2 separate regions of the Homo sapiens genome follow, and region 2 is linked to region 1. Evidence: read pairs that join two places in POLR2A ChIA-PET (ENCODE). Cell type or tissue: GM12878. All regions are shown on one strand. Each heading gives the region's core, and the rest is flanking DNA. Links, peaks and the distances in the headings are about the cores only.

Region 1 (11,372 bases), core at 3,732-8,731:
TCAAGACCAGCCTGGCCAACAAGGCGAAACCCCATCTCTACTAAAAACACAAAAATTAGCTGAGTGTGGTGGCGGGCGCCTGTAATCCCAGCTACTCGGGAGGCTGAGGCAGGAAGAATTGCTTAAATCCAGGAGACGGAGGTTGCAGTGAGCCAAGATCATGCCACTGCATTCCAGGCTGGACTCTGTCTCAAAAAACAAACAAACAAACAAAAACATATATGTGTGTGTGTGTGTGTGTGTGTGTGTGTGTGTATGTATGTATATATAGTCCTCTGGCATAGATTATAATATAGTCAATCTTTCCAAAGCAGCGAAGAGTGGCTTGGGTCCCTAGTGAAAAAAACTGAGGGCTCCTCCTGTGAGGCTGGGTTTATATTGATATGCAATATAGTTGGTTCCCAGAACCCCTTCCAGATGGCTGCATACCAGATATTTGTAAAGAATTTCCCTCCCTCTCCTATTAGTCTTGATTCTTTCCTCTTCCTGACCCAGATGTCAGCTTCTATTGAGATCTAAGTGTCTTGAGCTCTCCGTTCCCTTATTACAGGCTTCTTGGATCTCAAATAATCTAACTTCACTGCAGTTACTCCACTGGACTGCTGCCTAGTAAGTCTGGAGGCCAAGATCTAAAATATTGTTCTGAGACCTCCAGGAATATCGGCTTCCTTCCTTCTTCCCCCGTTCGAGAGAAATGGCCTCATTGAACTCTTCTGAGGGATGACCTCAGTGTCTTTTTCAAATTGGAAAGAAACATGAGTTTTATCCCAACTCATGCCCGCCTCCTTAGCCATGACATATAGACAATGGACTCTCACCGAGAACTCTGCCAAGCATACCTGAGTAGGAGCTGATTCCTAAGTGTTTATTCCTAAGCAATTTATTAGGTGGACTAGAGAGAGTATCTTCCTCTGCCATCAACCTGACAGCATGAGAGGGGTGCTGTTCTCCTTAGAAACTTGAACTTGAGCATGGACAAAGACTTTTCCTTTACTACCTTGTGGACCAGCTGAGAGCAATTTGGAACATTCCAACAAGACTTTACCAAAGATTTCTGGAAAATAAGCAGAGAGGGAAATAAGAATCTAGATCATCTGATATCAAGTTACAGCTCTTGCTCATGGCCTCAAGAACTCCTGCCTTCAACCTGGGCGACAGAGTGAGACCCTGTCTCAAAAATAAATAAATAGGGTCGGGCGCGGTGGCTCAGGCCTGTAATCCCAGCATTTTAGTAGGCCGAGGGGGGCGGATCATGAGGTCAGGAATTCAAGACCAGCCTGTCCAACGTGGTGAAACCCTGTCTCTACTAAAAATACAAAAATTAGCTGGGCGTGGTGGTGCATGCCTGTAGTTCCAGCAACTCAGGAGGCTGAGGCAGGAGAATCGCTTGAACCTGGGAGGCAGAGGTTGCGGTGAGCTGAGATTACGCCACTGCATGATGCCTGGGTGACAGAGAGAGATTCTGTCTCAAAATAAATAAATAAAATAAATAAATAAATAAATAATAAATAATGACTCCTGCCTTAACTGCTTGTAATCTGGTGCCCTCAGAGGTTCCAACTTTTTATTATTCTCATCCTTCCCATCTTGGATTTCCTGCCCCCTTCTGGAGGAAGAACTCCAAAGAATATCAGCCAACGAACCAGTGGTGAGTAGTTGTGGTACATCAAGGCTCATGGACTCTGCGATGTCTTAAGAATATGCCTGGATATGCGATCTTGGGCAAAAGTGAATATTTTTCTTTTTTTCTTTTCATTTTGAGACAGAGTTTCACTCCTGTTGCCCAGGCTGGAGTGCAATGGTGTGATCTCGGCTCACTGCAAACTCCACCTCCCGGGTTCAAGCGATTCTCCTGCCTCAGCCTCCCAAGTAGCTGGGATTACAGGCATGCACCACCACACCCAGCTAATTTTGTATTTTTGTAGAGACGGTGTTTCTTCATGTTGGTCAGGCTAGTCTCGAACTCCCGATCTCAGGTGATCTGCCTGCCTCGGCCTCCCAAAGTGCTGGGATTACAGGTGTGAGCCACCACACCCAGCTGAAAGTGAACATCTTTCAGTTGGAGCAAGAGCTTCAACCACAGATACTTCTCTCAGTGCAGGAGCCATTGCTCTATTCAAGGACTTATGGGAAGTTGTTGAAGAAGAGAATGGGTCTATCAGTTAGCTTTTATTGTAAAACAAACTACTCCACAACTTTAGTGGCCTTAAAACAGTGGGTTGACTGGGCAGTTATTTTGGTCTAGATGAGCTCACCTGGGGCTGGATGGTCTAGAACGGTCTCATGCACAGTCTTTCAGTTGGCAGGCCACTGGTCCAGGGCCTCAGCTTGAGCAACTTGATTCTACTCCATGAAGTCTCTCATTCTTCAATAAACCCGTCCAGGCTTCTTCACATGGCCATCATAGGTTTCCAGAGAGCAGCAAGAAAGGGTGGGCCCTGATGCAAAAAGCCCTTTACAAGTCTCTGCTTGTGTCACATTTGCTATTGTACCACTGTCCAAAGCAAGTCACAGGGCCGAGCTCAGGGTTAGTGAGGGAGAGGCCAACCAAAAGCATGGATATTGACAGCGTAATGATTGTGACAATTTTTGTAAAAAATCTGCCACAGTTAAGAAGGAGGGAAGGATAAAGGAAGGAAGAAAATGAGGGAGATCCAGGGACTTTGTGGTGCTGCACCCTCTATTACTCTGGTCTATCATTCTGTTGAGGTGAGCAGGCTGTTGGCACAAGCTTAACTTCAAAGGAGCCCAGGGCATCTGTGGAAGCACCTATGGCTGTGTTTGAACCTGTGGAAATATTACCCTCAGAGGTTTCTGCTTTCTGGGTTTGTTTGTTTGTTTTTGAGACAGAGTCTCGCTCTGTTGCCCAGGCTGGAGTGCAGTGGCATGATCTCAGCCCACTGCAATCTCCACCTCCCGGGTTCAAGTGATTTTCCTGCCTCAGCTTCCCAAGTAGTTGAGACTACAGGTGCCCGCCACCACAGCCAGCTAATTTTTTTGTATTTTTAGTAGAGATGGGGTTTCACTATGTTAGACAGTATGGGATGGTCTCCATCTCCTGACCGTGTGATCCGCCCTCCTCAGCCTCCCAAAATGCTGGGATTACAGGCGTGAGCCACCATGCCCAGTCTGTTTGTTTTTTGAGACAGAGTCTTGCTCTGTCTCCCAGGCTGGAGTGCAGTGGTGCGATCTCCGCTCACTGCAACTTTCATCTCCTGGGTTCAGGCGATTCTCCTGCCTCAGCCTTCCGAGTAGCTGGGACTATAGGCATGTGCCACCACACCCGGCTAATTTTAGTATTTTTAGTAGAGACGGCGTTTCACCATGTTGGTCAGGCTGGTCTCGAACTCCTGACCTCAGGAGATCTGCCCGCCGTGGCCTCCCAAAGAGTTGGGATTACACAGGCGTGAACCACCTGGCCCGGCCAGGTATCTGTTCTTTATAAATTGACTGCCACCACCAAAGAAAAATCATTCCCTCACCCATTCCTCCTACCCCACTCAAGAATGTTGTTCTTGTTTAGTTAAACCCACGCTCCCTAGCTGGAGGCTCTTTGAGTAGTTGTGGATTTGGTTGCCCAATATACTATTTTATGTCCTACCCCTTGAAGTAAGAGAGCTGTCTTCCTGACCAAGGGTGGGCCCATGATTTGGTTCTGGCCAATAAGAGAACCTCTTCACCCTGGTTGCAGCCAGTGGTTCAGGATGACCATGTGACTCCTGGTCCAATCAGAGAGACCTTGCTACTTGGACAGATTGTCCAGCTTTGGGATCACAGTACTGGTAGAAAGTGAAGTTGGGACTATATATAGGAGGAGAAAATAGGTCAAAACACAAAGAAAGGCAAAGATAGGCAGAACTAAGAGATGGAGAGGATGCCATTGTTTGAGCCCCTGGATCTAGCTAGCCGGAAGAGCATACTGAAAATATACAGTAACATTAAGCTACTTTGAATTGGATTTCTATCACCAGCAACCAGAATCCTAACAAAAAGACCGGATAGAAGGTAAAAGCAGAAAAGCTCTTTTTCTTTGATGCGGGTGATGCTAATGGTGGGAGTAGTTAAGTTGGCATCAGGACCCCTTGTTATTATACTCCACTGACTGTTCTCTCTTGGAGCCCCATCATTGAGAGCCAGTTAAGGGCCTTATAGTCTTTTTTTTTTTTTTTTTTTTTTTTTTTTTTTTGAGACAGAGTCTAGCTCTGTTGCCCAGGCTGGAGTGCAGCGGCCCATCTCAGCTCACTGCAACCTCTGCCTCCCGGATTCAAGCGATTCTTCTGCCTCAGCCTCCTGAGTAGCTGGGATAACAGGTACCTGCTACCATGAAGGGCCTTATATTCTATTGGTTGATGCCAAATGAATAGAACTTAACCAAGAGAGCAAATTGCCTCATTAACTTTATTTATTTATTTATTGAGACACGATCTGGCCCTGTAGCCCAGGTTGGTGTGCAGTGGCATGATCTCAGCTCACTGAAACCTCTGCCTCCTGGGCTCAAGCCATCCTCCCACCTCAGCCTCCTAAGTAGCTGGATCTACAAGGCATGCACCACCAAGCCCGGCTAATTTTTGTATTTTTGGTAGAGGCAAGGTTTTTCAATGTTGCCCAGGCTGGTCTTGAACTCCTGGACTCAAGCAATTGCCCGCCTTAGCCTCCCAAAGTGCTGGGATTACAGGTGTGAGCCACCTCTACCTAGACTGCTTTAATTCTTCCTTCCCTATTCTATCTCCTCATCTAGTTTTGGAACAGAGTTACTCTGGAAAGCAACTCTTGAATCAAACCTGACATAAACTATTAACTTAGCTAGTTACATCAACTTTCAAAATTAAACAGACTGTCCAGTGCTTGGGATACCAGAAGACCATGAAGAATCACAGGCCAGCTTTCTTAGGAATTGCTTCTTAACTTAATTTGGGCATCATTCAGTAGGAAAAGAATGCCACGCCAGACTTGATATTAAACAGAGGCCGGAAGATATAAATAACTCAAATAAAGCAAATCAAGAATCACCATCTCACTAGTAGGAGGAGAGAAAATAAAGTGAAAAATAAGAAGGAAAAGACCAGACTGTGAACTTTTGAAGGGAAATATTATTTGCAAGTGAGAGACACTGAATAAAATCAAGTACAATGAGTTCCTCAGTGAACATTACAAAAAAACACACAAAACAGGAGCTATTTAAAGACTAATTATGAGATGTTGACAGATATAAAATGCCACCTGAGTTAGACAAGAAAACCTGAATGGGAAGCTAGGATAGTGGTTTTCTATTCAGGGCCTTTCCCTGAAATATAAGCACCCTCATTGGTGATAAATTTTAAATGAGCAAGTCCTAAAAAAAAGTTTTTCACAAGAATATAAATGAAGAAATAGATGAGTTATTGTCAAAGATTTTGGTACATCTCATCCTAGAGTAAGACTTTTATGGCAAATTGCTTTGCAGACAACCAAAGCTAAATATAGCATCAGGTTACTTTTGGGGTACAGTATCCCTTAGCTACTCTCTGAATCTAATTAGAACGTTAATAAAAAGAATGCTAGACATTCTCAGAACACCTTTAAAAACACACTGGCGCCGGGTGCGGTGGCTCATGCCTGTAATCCCAGCATTTTGGGAGGCCGAGGTGAGTGGATCACGAGGTCAGGAGATTGAGATCATCCTGGCTAACACGGTGAAAACCCGTCTTTACTAAAAATACAAAAAATTAGCCAGGCGTGGTGGCGGGCGCCTGTAGTCCCAGCTGCTCGGGAGGCTGAGGCAGGAGAATGGCGTGAATGCGGGAGGCAGAGCTTGCAGTGAGCCGAGATCGCGCCACTGCACTCCAGCCTGGGCAACAGAGTGACACTCCGTCTCAAAAAAAACCCCCAAAAAACAAAAACAAAAACATTGGCTTACAAGTATATGCATATATCCAAACTCAGCAAATTGTATACATTAAATATAGGCAGTTTTTTTAAAAAAAATACAAAAACACAAGAGACAACACACACACACACACACACGCACAGGCTTGGCTTTATTTTGTTTATCACCCTGTGTTCAACAAAAACTGTTAGCATTTCTATGAGTTTTTTGTTTACTGAGTTGGTTTAAGTAACTCTATCCCTATAAGCTTTATAAAACCTCCACTAGTTGTATGCCTGAAATATCTAAGTTGAAGGAGTGGTGAGTGAATGAATGGCTACTGGCTACTTCTCTAGTAGCATTACTGTTCTGGAAATGAAGTCCTAACATTAATTTGGAGTTGTAATTTGGAGGCTCATTTAACTCATTTATTGAGCCCCTACAGTGCACAAAGCCACAAGCCTAAGCACTAGGAATCAAATCTGTGCCTAAGGGAAGGCCTTATTTATTGCTTGGGAGATAGAAGTGTCATGATTTACCAGATAGGATATCTCTGTAGTTTCTAGTGGCAGAATGAGGAAGTTAAGGAATTGAGAGTATTTTGTTTGTTTTATTTTTACCTTCCATTTCCTAAGTGGGCCTTGAGGCTTTTTTTTCTTTTCTTTTTTTAATCAGAGGAAGTAAAGTGAAATAGAAGAGATCCTGTGGTGCAGAGGTTAAGAGTGTGGGCTATGAAACTGGCCTTTCTGGCCTTCTCATTTACTAGCTGTGTGACTTCGGGCAAGTCTCTTAACCTTTCTGTGCCTCACTTTCATGAGTTGTATAGCAGGCATGACTATAATGATACCCACTTCATAGGAATATTGTGAAGATTAATGGAGTTAATATAAGTAAGTGCCTAGCAGGTGAGTAAATATGACTATTGGTCAACCAATCACTTAGCTACATTCATCTCTTACATTCCTGCCACTCAAATAACATTATTTTTCTTAAATATAAAGCTTGTTTGTGTCAGACTCCATCTAAGGTAGGTATTCCCACAGAGAGGGGCCTGAAATAAGAGGCTAAATTTAAATTTTTCCCTCAATGGCTTTAATTATTGATTTGCAGTTCAATTCATTTGCTACCAAATAGAGTATTCAATCACTGGCTACTTTGATCAAAGAACCCAACAGCTTCATATACAAAATGAGTACAATATCAACATTTTACTTCATTAAAAGTCGGTACTCATGATAAGTGAGTTAAGGGTATTAGAATGTTTGGAGGCCAAATGAAAGTATTATAACTAATGACACATAATGACATTATTTATCTGATTATTTCCTGCCTTTCAATTTTAGAAAGACTTGACTAGAGGCTGAATTTGGACATTAAACCCAAGAAAATGAACATTTGAAGGTAATTTCTCAAAGTAGAATTTGGCCAGGTCACCAGGCTTAGCAACCGTTTCAAAGAGAAAGATAACTGAGATTTTTAATGAGCTTTGAAACTTACCTAAAGGTGGGATAAAAGTGTGGTGTTAAGCAGTGTGAATTTTTCTTTTTTTTTTTTTTTTTTTTTTTTTTTTGAGGCAGAGTCTCACTCTGTTGCCCAGGCTGGAGTGCAATGGCACGATCTCGGCTCACTGCAACCTCCCCCTCCCAGGTTTAAGCGATTCTCCTGCCTCAGCTTCCCGAGTAGCTGGGACTACAGGCGTACGCCACCATGCTCAGCTAATTTTTGTATTCTTAATAGAGATGGGGTTTCACCACATTGGCCAGGATGGTCTCAATCTCCTGACCTCGTGATCTGCCCACCTCAGCCTCTCAAAGTGCTGGGATTACAGGTGTGAGCCACCGCACCCGGCCTGTGAATTAATTTTAGACAGCTTGTTTAGGATACATCCTAGTGGTAATATCTTTCTTCTGTACTGTAATTAGCCAGAAAATAATCTTTTATTTAATAACATTTTTTCTGATCTCCTTTGAGGAAATACTCTAAGGTCAGTTGTCACCTGATCGTATTGTCTGTGAAAATTGAGTGGTATTCTAGTTTTATTACAATAAATCACTTCAATGCGAGAAAGAGGGTACCAATTTTTTTTTTACCTAGCTACCAGCTAGATTTTATAAAATAGGGGCTAAGAGTTCAGAATTAGATTATGATGATCGTTTCTCTTTCTTTCTTTCTTCTTTCTTTCCTTTCTTTCTTTCTTTCTTTCTTTCTTTCTTTCTTTCTCTTTCTCTCTCTCTCTCTCTCTCCCTCCCTCTCTCTCTCTCTCTCCTTCTTTCTTTCTTGACGAACTTTTGCTCTTGTTGCCCAGGCTGGAGTGCAATGGCACGGCCTCAGCTCACCGTAACCTCTGCCTCCCAGGTTCAAGCGATTCTCCTGCCTCAGCCTCCCAAGTAGCTGGGATTACAGGCATGCGCCACCACTCCCAGCTAATATTTTTGTATTTTTAGTAGAGACAGGGTTTCTCCATGTTGATCAGGCAGGTCTCGAACTCCCGACCTTAGGTGGTCTGACTGCCTTGGCCTCCTAAAGTGCTGGGATTACAAGTGTGAGCCACCGCGCCCGGATGGTGATGGTTCTTTTCTATTTTCTTTTTATTTTTTGGGACAGGGTTTTGCTCTGTCACCCAGGCTGGAGTGCAGTGGTGTGATTATGGCTCACTGCAGCCTCAACCTCCTGGCTCAAGCCATCCTCCACCCTCAGCTTCCTATGTAGTTGGGTCTACAGGTGCATGCCACCATGCCTAGCTAGAATTTTATTTTTTAGAGAGATAGAGTCTCACTATATTGCCCAGCCTGGTCTCGAACTCCTGGGCTCAAGTGATCCTCCTGCCTCAGCCTTCCAAAGGGCCAAGATTACAAGCATGAGCCACTGCACCAGGCTCGACACTTATTTTCAATCCAATTTCTAAAGCACTATAATTTGATTGTTATCTAGATATGGGGACCACCTGCCATATTCTTTAAATGGTGGCCATAGCTGAATTTTGTGGGAAAAAATGCATTGCATTTTATAGAATATGGCCTCTATAGACTAATGTTACTCCAAAACCATTCAGGCTATGGGAATCTTCTGCCAAATCTAAACACTGTAGAGCTAAGAAAAGAAAGAGACTCTGGGGAAGACGAAATGAAATTAACTGAATAAATCCTAATTTGGAAGGGAGAAAAATGACAAATGGAAGAAAAATGCAAAAGGCAGAGAGGCAAATAGTTTCCTCTAATGTCTGTGTCTCCTGATAATATTTTAGAGCTGACATTATATATGGGCAGCTAAAGCTGAAAGATGAGAAATAAAAATATCTTGAATCCTACTGGAATATCATGTTCTACGTTATTTTTTTTTCCATTCTTGGGGACACAAACAAAAATTACACTGTGAACTAACTGCCACAAAAGAAAACAAAATACTGTTAGGTATAAGCAGAAAGTGTACAATCAAGTTCACTCCAAACTACCTTCTCTTCCTCACCCATCTGTAAAGTAACTTAATTTTTCGAGGGAGAGCCTTTTTTTTGGGTGATGGGGGAGACCGTGCCTACAATCCTTAGCATTGATTTCCTAACTGCTGAGTAGCATTAGTCACGCATCCTCCTCATGCCCATAAATGGAGGACAAGCCTACACTGATGCTATCAGATGAATTTAAACAAGGCATGTTCCAAGTGAACCCTCAGAGCCAGACTGACAACACTCCTGCAGCAAACTCATCTTCAACAGGAGCAAATTTTATTTCCTTTTCTGAGTACACACTGCTAACAAATGTATAGGCCAATGTGATGGCTCTGTACTGTACACCTAGGGCTTGGAGCAGGCCTCCTACTGTGATATTAAGCAGGGGTGGCTGGGCGCGGTGGCCCATGCCTGTAATTCCAGCACTTTGGGAGGCCGTAGCGGGTAGATCACCTGAGGTGAGGGGTTAGAGACCTGCCTGGCCAACATGTTAAAACCTGTCTCTACTAAAAATATGAAAATTAGCTGGGTGTGGTGGCGGGCGCCTGTAATCCCAGCTACTGGGGAGGCTAAGGCAGGAGAACCCCTCGAACCTGGGAGGAGGCTGCAGTGAGCAGGGCTCTCACCACTGCACTCCAGCCTGGGCAACAGAGCAAGAGTCGGTCGAAAAAAAAAAAAAGCATGGGTAAAAGTTTATCTAAGAGAAAGTTGAGGTCTATATACTTGATGTTAACAACAGAGTATATTTCTTTTGATGAATAGTTTTTAATTAGAGAAGTCATTCACTCATTTATTCATTCACCTTTTAAATACCTAGGTGCCTACATGATGGGCCAGCCATTGGGCCTTGGGCCAGCAACCCTTATGAGAGAAGAGTTCAAATGATTTCCACTATTCAGCCAAGCCAACACAATCTCAGCTAATTTTTAGTTTTTAATTTTAATTGTTTAGAGACAGGTTCTGTCTCTCAGGCTGGAGTGCAGTGGCTGGATCATAGCTCACTGCAGCCTCGAATCCCTGGGCTCAAACAATCTTCTTGCCTCAGCCTCCTGAGCAGCTGAGACCACAGGGGCGTGCTACAATACCTGGCTCATATTTTTTTTCTTTGAGACGGAGTCTCGCTCTGTCTCCCAGGCTGGAGTACAGTGGCACAATCTCAGCTCACTGCAACCTCTGCCTCCCAGGCTGGAGTACAGTGGCACAATCTCGGCTCACTGCAACCTCTGCCTCCCGGGTTCAAGTGAATCTCCTGCCTCAGCCTCTGGAGTAGCTGGGATTACAGGCACCTGCCACCACACCTGGCTAATTTTTTGTATTTTTAATATAGATGGGGTTTCACCATGTTGGCCAGGCTGGTCTCAAACTCCTGACCTAGTGATCCGCCTGCCTCAGCCTCCCAAAGTGCTGGGATTACAGGTATGAGCCACCGTACCTGGCTACCTGGCTAATTTTTTAAAAATTTTGTAGAAATGGGGTCTTGCCATGTTGCCCAGGCTGGTCTTGAACTCCTGGGCTCAAGTGATCTGCTGCCTCAGCCTCCCAAAGTGCTGGGTTTACAAACCTGAGCCATCATGCCAGGCCCAGACCTAATTTTTAAGCAGAGTTTATGAGAAGAGAATCAGCTTTAATTTTTATTGCCTTAGTGCACTCTCATCCCATAAGAAGGTAGTTTGATATAGTCGAAGGAACAATGGACCAAGATTTGGAAATCCTGAGTTTAAGTTGTGGGCAAGTTACTTAACCTCTCTGGGTCTCACATTTCTTTTCTGAAAAATGAGTGGGCTGGACCGAAGATTCCTTCCATCTCTAAAATTCTTTTATTCTATATGGTAACACATTCCACAGCATTTCCTTTGTGACCAGAATTAGTCTGTGACTTCCTACCTCAAGTATCGCTTTGCACTCTTTGAATGTTAAACCAAATATGAACAAGAAGCAATAACATTTTGTCACAGCCAACAAATTGCCCTTCCACAGAATGACCTTTGGGGGTCAGGCCACCCATTGCAATATCTAAATCCAAAAGGCAATGAATGCTATGACCAACTTGTGAGCTGGCAGGCTGCCATCCAAAAGGATGGA
Region 2 (5,000 bases), core at 1-5,000, 60 kb before region 1:
AGTGCAGTGGCGCCATCTCGGCTCCCTGCAACCTCTGCCTCCTGGGTTCAAGCAATTCTCCTTCTCAGTCTCCTGAGTAGCTGGGATTACAGGGGCCCACCACCACGCTTGGCCAATTTGTTTTGTATTTGAACCCCTGACCTTGTGATCAGCCTGCCTCGGCCTCCCAAAGTGCTGGGATTACAGACATGAGCCACTGTACCTGGCCATTTTTTTGTATTTTTAGTAGAGACAGGGTTTCACCATGTAGGCCAGGCTGGTTTCGAACTCCTGACCCCAGTCCTCCTGCCTCAGCCTCCCAAAGTGCTAGGATTACAGACGTGAGCTACTGCGCTTGGCTGAATTTCAGTTCTTTGATAGTTTTTTTTTTTTTTTCCTTTGAGACAAGAGTCTTGCTCTGTTGCCCAGGCTGGAGTGTGCAATGGTGTGATCTTGGCTCACTGCAACCTCCACCTCCCGGGTTCAAGAAATTCTCCTGCCTCAGCCTCCTGAGTAGCTGGGATTACAGGCGCACACCACCATGTCCAGCTAATTTTTGTATTTTTAGTAGAGACGGGGTTTCACCATTTTGGTCAGGCTGGTCTCAAACTCCTGACCTCATGATCTGCCCGCATCGGCCTCCCAAAGTGCTGGGATTACAGGCGTGAGCCACTGTGCCCGGCCTGATAGTTTTTTGAGAGGCCTGAAGATTGCTTCCTGAAGAAGGAATGCAGATAAAACAAATATAAGGTTCAAGCTTTAAGACCAGAAGCATCAATTCTGGTGGTTTATCCAAAAAACTGTGGGACTATTGAGTTGGTTTCAATATGTGATATGATGGGCATGGACCTACTCTTGCACCTCCTTTGTTGTAAAGTGGGTCTGTTGGTCTAATGCAATGCTATGTAGGATCCCGTGCTGGTGGATTCAACACTCTATAAGCCTTGGGATAGTGGTGCTGGTTGAGACACTGTATGGAGGAAAGCCGAAACCATCCCCAGAATGTCTATTTCTGTCTAAGTTAATTGCTACTCCTTGCAAGGTGGCTGGTCAGTCCCCTCAAGGGATGATACCAAAGAAAGGACTCAGTGCTGGTAACTATTGCTGGCAGATTGGACATGTAGTAGCAGGAGCTAGTGCGACCTTGGTGAGCCTCTGCTATTGGGCCCATGTCTAGCCTCCATCCCTTCCACCATGGCTGCTCCACGCATGTGTTGTGAGTGCTGTTGCATAGGCACTAACATGCTAATCAATGATCTTCGCACTGCGCGTCCACTCCTACATGTCATCCAAGTGCCTCTACCACATACTTCTTTGTCCCGATCTTCATATCTTTCTCTTTGAACGCCATTGACCAAGCCATTATCACTACCCATGAGTCCTAGTTTGTTCTAAACCCAAGCCATTTGTTTTTGCATATAAACCTGATGACAGATTCACTGCCCATTGAGAATATTTCTGCTCACCATTGTCTTTCAAGGTCATCCCTGAATGGCACTGTAGTGCAGCCATCACCCATTTTCAGTTCGTACCCATGTATCGAACCAACTCATCCATCAACCACACTCAGTTTTTTTCTTCTCTGTTAACTAATCACAATCAGGGATCCACATGGAACCATAGGTGTGAGCTGAGAGAGATGCTGGTATAACAGTGATGAGTGGCTTGTGTGTCTGGGCTACTAGCTCATGCAGATCACATGTGCTGTTCAGCCTGCACCTGTTTGATCCTGGATATACCATTTCTGCCTTATGATGGACTTCTGCTGGGATTGGGCCTCCCTCACCTTATGACTCCATGGCTCTGATAGAACCCAGCTCATGTTGAGCACTTATGGCTGCCTAGTTACTTGGTGTCCAATGGTCAGGTGCTCTGTCTCTAACAGGGCCTAATAGCATTCCAGGAGCTTTCTAGAAAGGCATTTAATTCTCTGTTACAGATAGCATAGCCTTGTTCCAGAACCTTGCAAATCTGCACTATGATTCTCCCTCTGGGACTTGTCATAAATTTCCAACACTGATACCTCTAATAACATAGAGTCTGCTGGATCATCTGGCCGAAGCAGCAGGACTGATTGCATTGTAGCCTGGACATGCTACGGGGCCCTTTCCTGCTCTTGGCCCCACTTAAAATTGACAGGCTTTCATGTCATCTGGAGTACGAGTTAAAGCGATAGTCCCATTTTTGGAATATGTTGCCTCTGGAACTCAAAGAGGCCTACTAGGTATTAGGCTTCCTACTTTGTGATGGGAAGTACAAGATCCAATAATGTATTCTTTCCCTTGAGGAGTAGTCTCAGCATGTCCCAGGCCCCTGGACCTCTAAAAATGTCACTGAGATGTTAGACCTCTGATGTCTAACATAGGGTTTTTCTCCTACGCTCTGGAATGCATGTTACAGAGGTCTCTGATGCACTAGTGAATTCTCGCTTAGCTGGTTCGATTAGCATGATGTCATCAGTATCCAGCCAGCCCGTGTCTCTCAGGACTATATTATGCCACGAGCAGGAGCATTAACACAGCCCTGGGGCAAGACTGTAAATGTACTTTTTTTTTTTTTTTTTTTTTGAGACAGAGTCTCGCTCTGTCACCCAGGCTGGAGTGCAGTGGCGTGATCTCGGCTCACTGCAAGCTCCGCCTCCCAGGTTCACATCATTCTTCTGCCTCAGCCTCCAGAGTAGCTGGGACTACAGGCGCCTGCCACCATGCCCGGCTAATTTTTTTGTATTTTTAGTAGAGATGGGGTTTCACTGTGTTAGCCAGGATGGACTCAATCTCCTGATCTGTCCGTCTCAGCCTTCCAAAGTGCTAGGATTACAGGCGTGAGCCACCGCGCCCGGCCTGTAAATGTACATGTTGTCTGTTCCAAGTGAATCAACTGTTCTGATCCTCTTTTTGATAGGATGGAAAAGAACGCACTCACCGGTTCAGTGGCCACTTATTATGTACCTGAGAATATGTTAATTTGCACTAGCAAAGATATCACATCTGGCACAGCAGCTACAGATAGGACTACTGCTTGGTTGACTACAGTAACCTATTGTCATCCTCTAGGATCTGCCTGACTTTCACAGTTTGGATGGGTAATTAAATGGAGATGTGGTGGAAACTACCTACCTTGTATCCCTTGGGTCTTTCCCAGTTACTTTTTTTTTTTTTTGAGACAGAGTCTCACTCCGTCATCCAGGCTGAAGTATAGTGGCTCGACCTTGGCTCACTGCAACTTCCTCCTCCCAAGTTCAAGTGATTCTGCTGCCTCAGCCTCCCAAGTAGCTGGGATTACAGGCGCCCACCACCATGCTTGGCTAATTTTTTGATTTTTAGTAGAGACGAGGTTTCACCGTGTTGACCAGGCTGGTCTTGAACTCCTGACCTCATGATCCGTCTGCCTCAGCCTCCCAAAGTGCTGGGATTACAGGCGTGAGCCACTGTGCCCAGCCCCCATTACTTTTTTTATGAATGGCTGTCACCCCCAGCTGGGATGCATAATTTGATTTACTGTCTTGGCTCATGGGGGAAGGAGGGTGCCGGAAATGCAGTTTCAGAGGCTTCCACTTGACCTTCCCATTATAATAGCTCTTATTCCACAGGCCAAGAAACCAAGGTAAGTCCATTCTAATGATATATTCAAGGACTAGAAAAATGACCACTTGGTGAATCTGTGGACTTGGTGGGCACACGGTGGGCCACACCTAGGCCAGCCTCCATTTACTACCTGGCCCCCATGTGTACTTTAAACGTGTCTCATGATGATGTTTCCAGTCTCAGGGTCTCAACTAGGACCTCATACCTAACAGTGTTTAAAAGAGTATTCCTGGCCCGGCACGGTGGCTCACACCACTTTGGGAGGCAGAGGAGGGCGGATCACTCGAGGCCAGGAGTTCAAGACCAGCCTGGCCAACATGGTGAAACCCTGTCTATACTAAAATTACAAAATTTAGCTGGTGTGGTGGTGGGCTCCTGTAATCTCAGCTACTCAAGAGGCTGAGGCCCGAGAAACGCTTGAATCCAGGAGGCCGAGGCTGCAGCAAGCCGAGATCATGCCACTGTACTTCAGCCTGGGCAACAGAGCGGGATTCCGTCTCAAAAAAAAAAAAAAGAGTATTCCCTTTTCTCAGAGTATGACTACCCAAATAAGTGGCCAGAGTTCCCTTTGGGGAAGAACCTGGGAAATGTCCACCATGTACATCAGTGTACATGATCTGACAGGGTACTTACTGGGTACTTACCATATATATCAGTGTACATGATCTGACAGCGTACTTACTGGGGACCTGGCTTCTCTTTTCATCTATGGGTTCTGGGTCTGAAAACTAGTTCCTGTCTGGAAACTGAGCAAATGATTGTGACTTTTTATTGGGGGCAGCTGCCCTTGGCTTGCTGATCAACTGTTCTTGATTTCTCTTTGTTGTACAGATTGAGCAGAACCCTTTTGTTTTGTTTTGTTTTTGAGACGGAGTCTCACTCTGTCGCCCAGGCTGGAGTACAGTGGCGCGATCTCAGCTCACTGCAAGCTCCACCTCCCGGGTTCATGCCATTCTCCTCAGCCTCCCAAGTAGCTGGGACTACAGGGTGCCTGCCACCACGCCCGGCTAACTTTTGGTATTTTTAGTAGAGACGGAGTTTCACCATATTAGCCAGGATGGTCTTGATCTCCTGACCTCGTGATCTGCCTGCCTCGGCCTCCCAAAGTGCTAGGATTACAGGCGTGAGCCACTGTGCCCAGCGAGCAGAACCCTTTTGCCCAATTAGTTTTGCTATGTTCTAGTAACTATCGCCACAACTCTCTGAGGATCAGGGTCCCCCAGCTGCCACTCCAAACTTGCTGCTCATTATGATAATTGCATCCACCTGGCTACTGAGGGCTAACAGCTTCTATTGTTTCAGGGTCCCATCATCCCCACTGCCATGCGTGAGTCTAGTTCTGTCTGATCATTAGCCCTGGCCTAGAGACTCCTGGTGATACTGGTGCCCTCTTATGTCTCTCCCAGCAGTGCATTCCTTATTGCTTTGGGATATCTT

The links. Peaks named below come from ENCODE experiments on the same cell type or tissue, not always from the same donor. Only the 100,000 strongest peaks of a DNase experiment are listed, where the experiment ranks them.
Region 2: POLR2A ChIA-PET joins it to region 1 with 6 read pairs; 11 of 35 experiments call an interaction of 5 or more read pairs at or near these places.

The regions. Positions count from the first base shown.
Region 1 is chr1:225,655,862-225,667,233 of GRCh38, reverse strand. No RefSeq gene overlaps it. Among named protein-coding and RNA genes, the nearest start is that of ENAH, 8.4 kb to the right of the region's middle. In GM12878, for the core only: no CTCF peak of the experiment used is centred there; a DNase peak (open chromatin) is centred at 6,513.
Region 2 is chr1:225,718,158-225,723,157 of GRCh38, reverse strand. No RefSeq gene overlaps it. Among named protein-coding and RNA genes, the nearest start is that of SRP9, 57 kb to the left of the region's middle. In GM12878, for the core only: no CTCF peak of the experiment used is centred there; no DNase peak of the experiment used is centred there.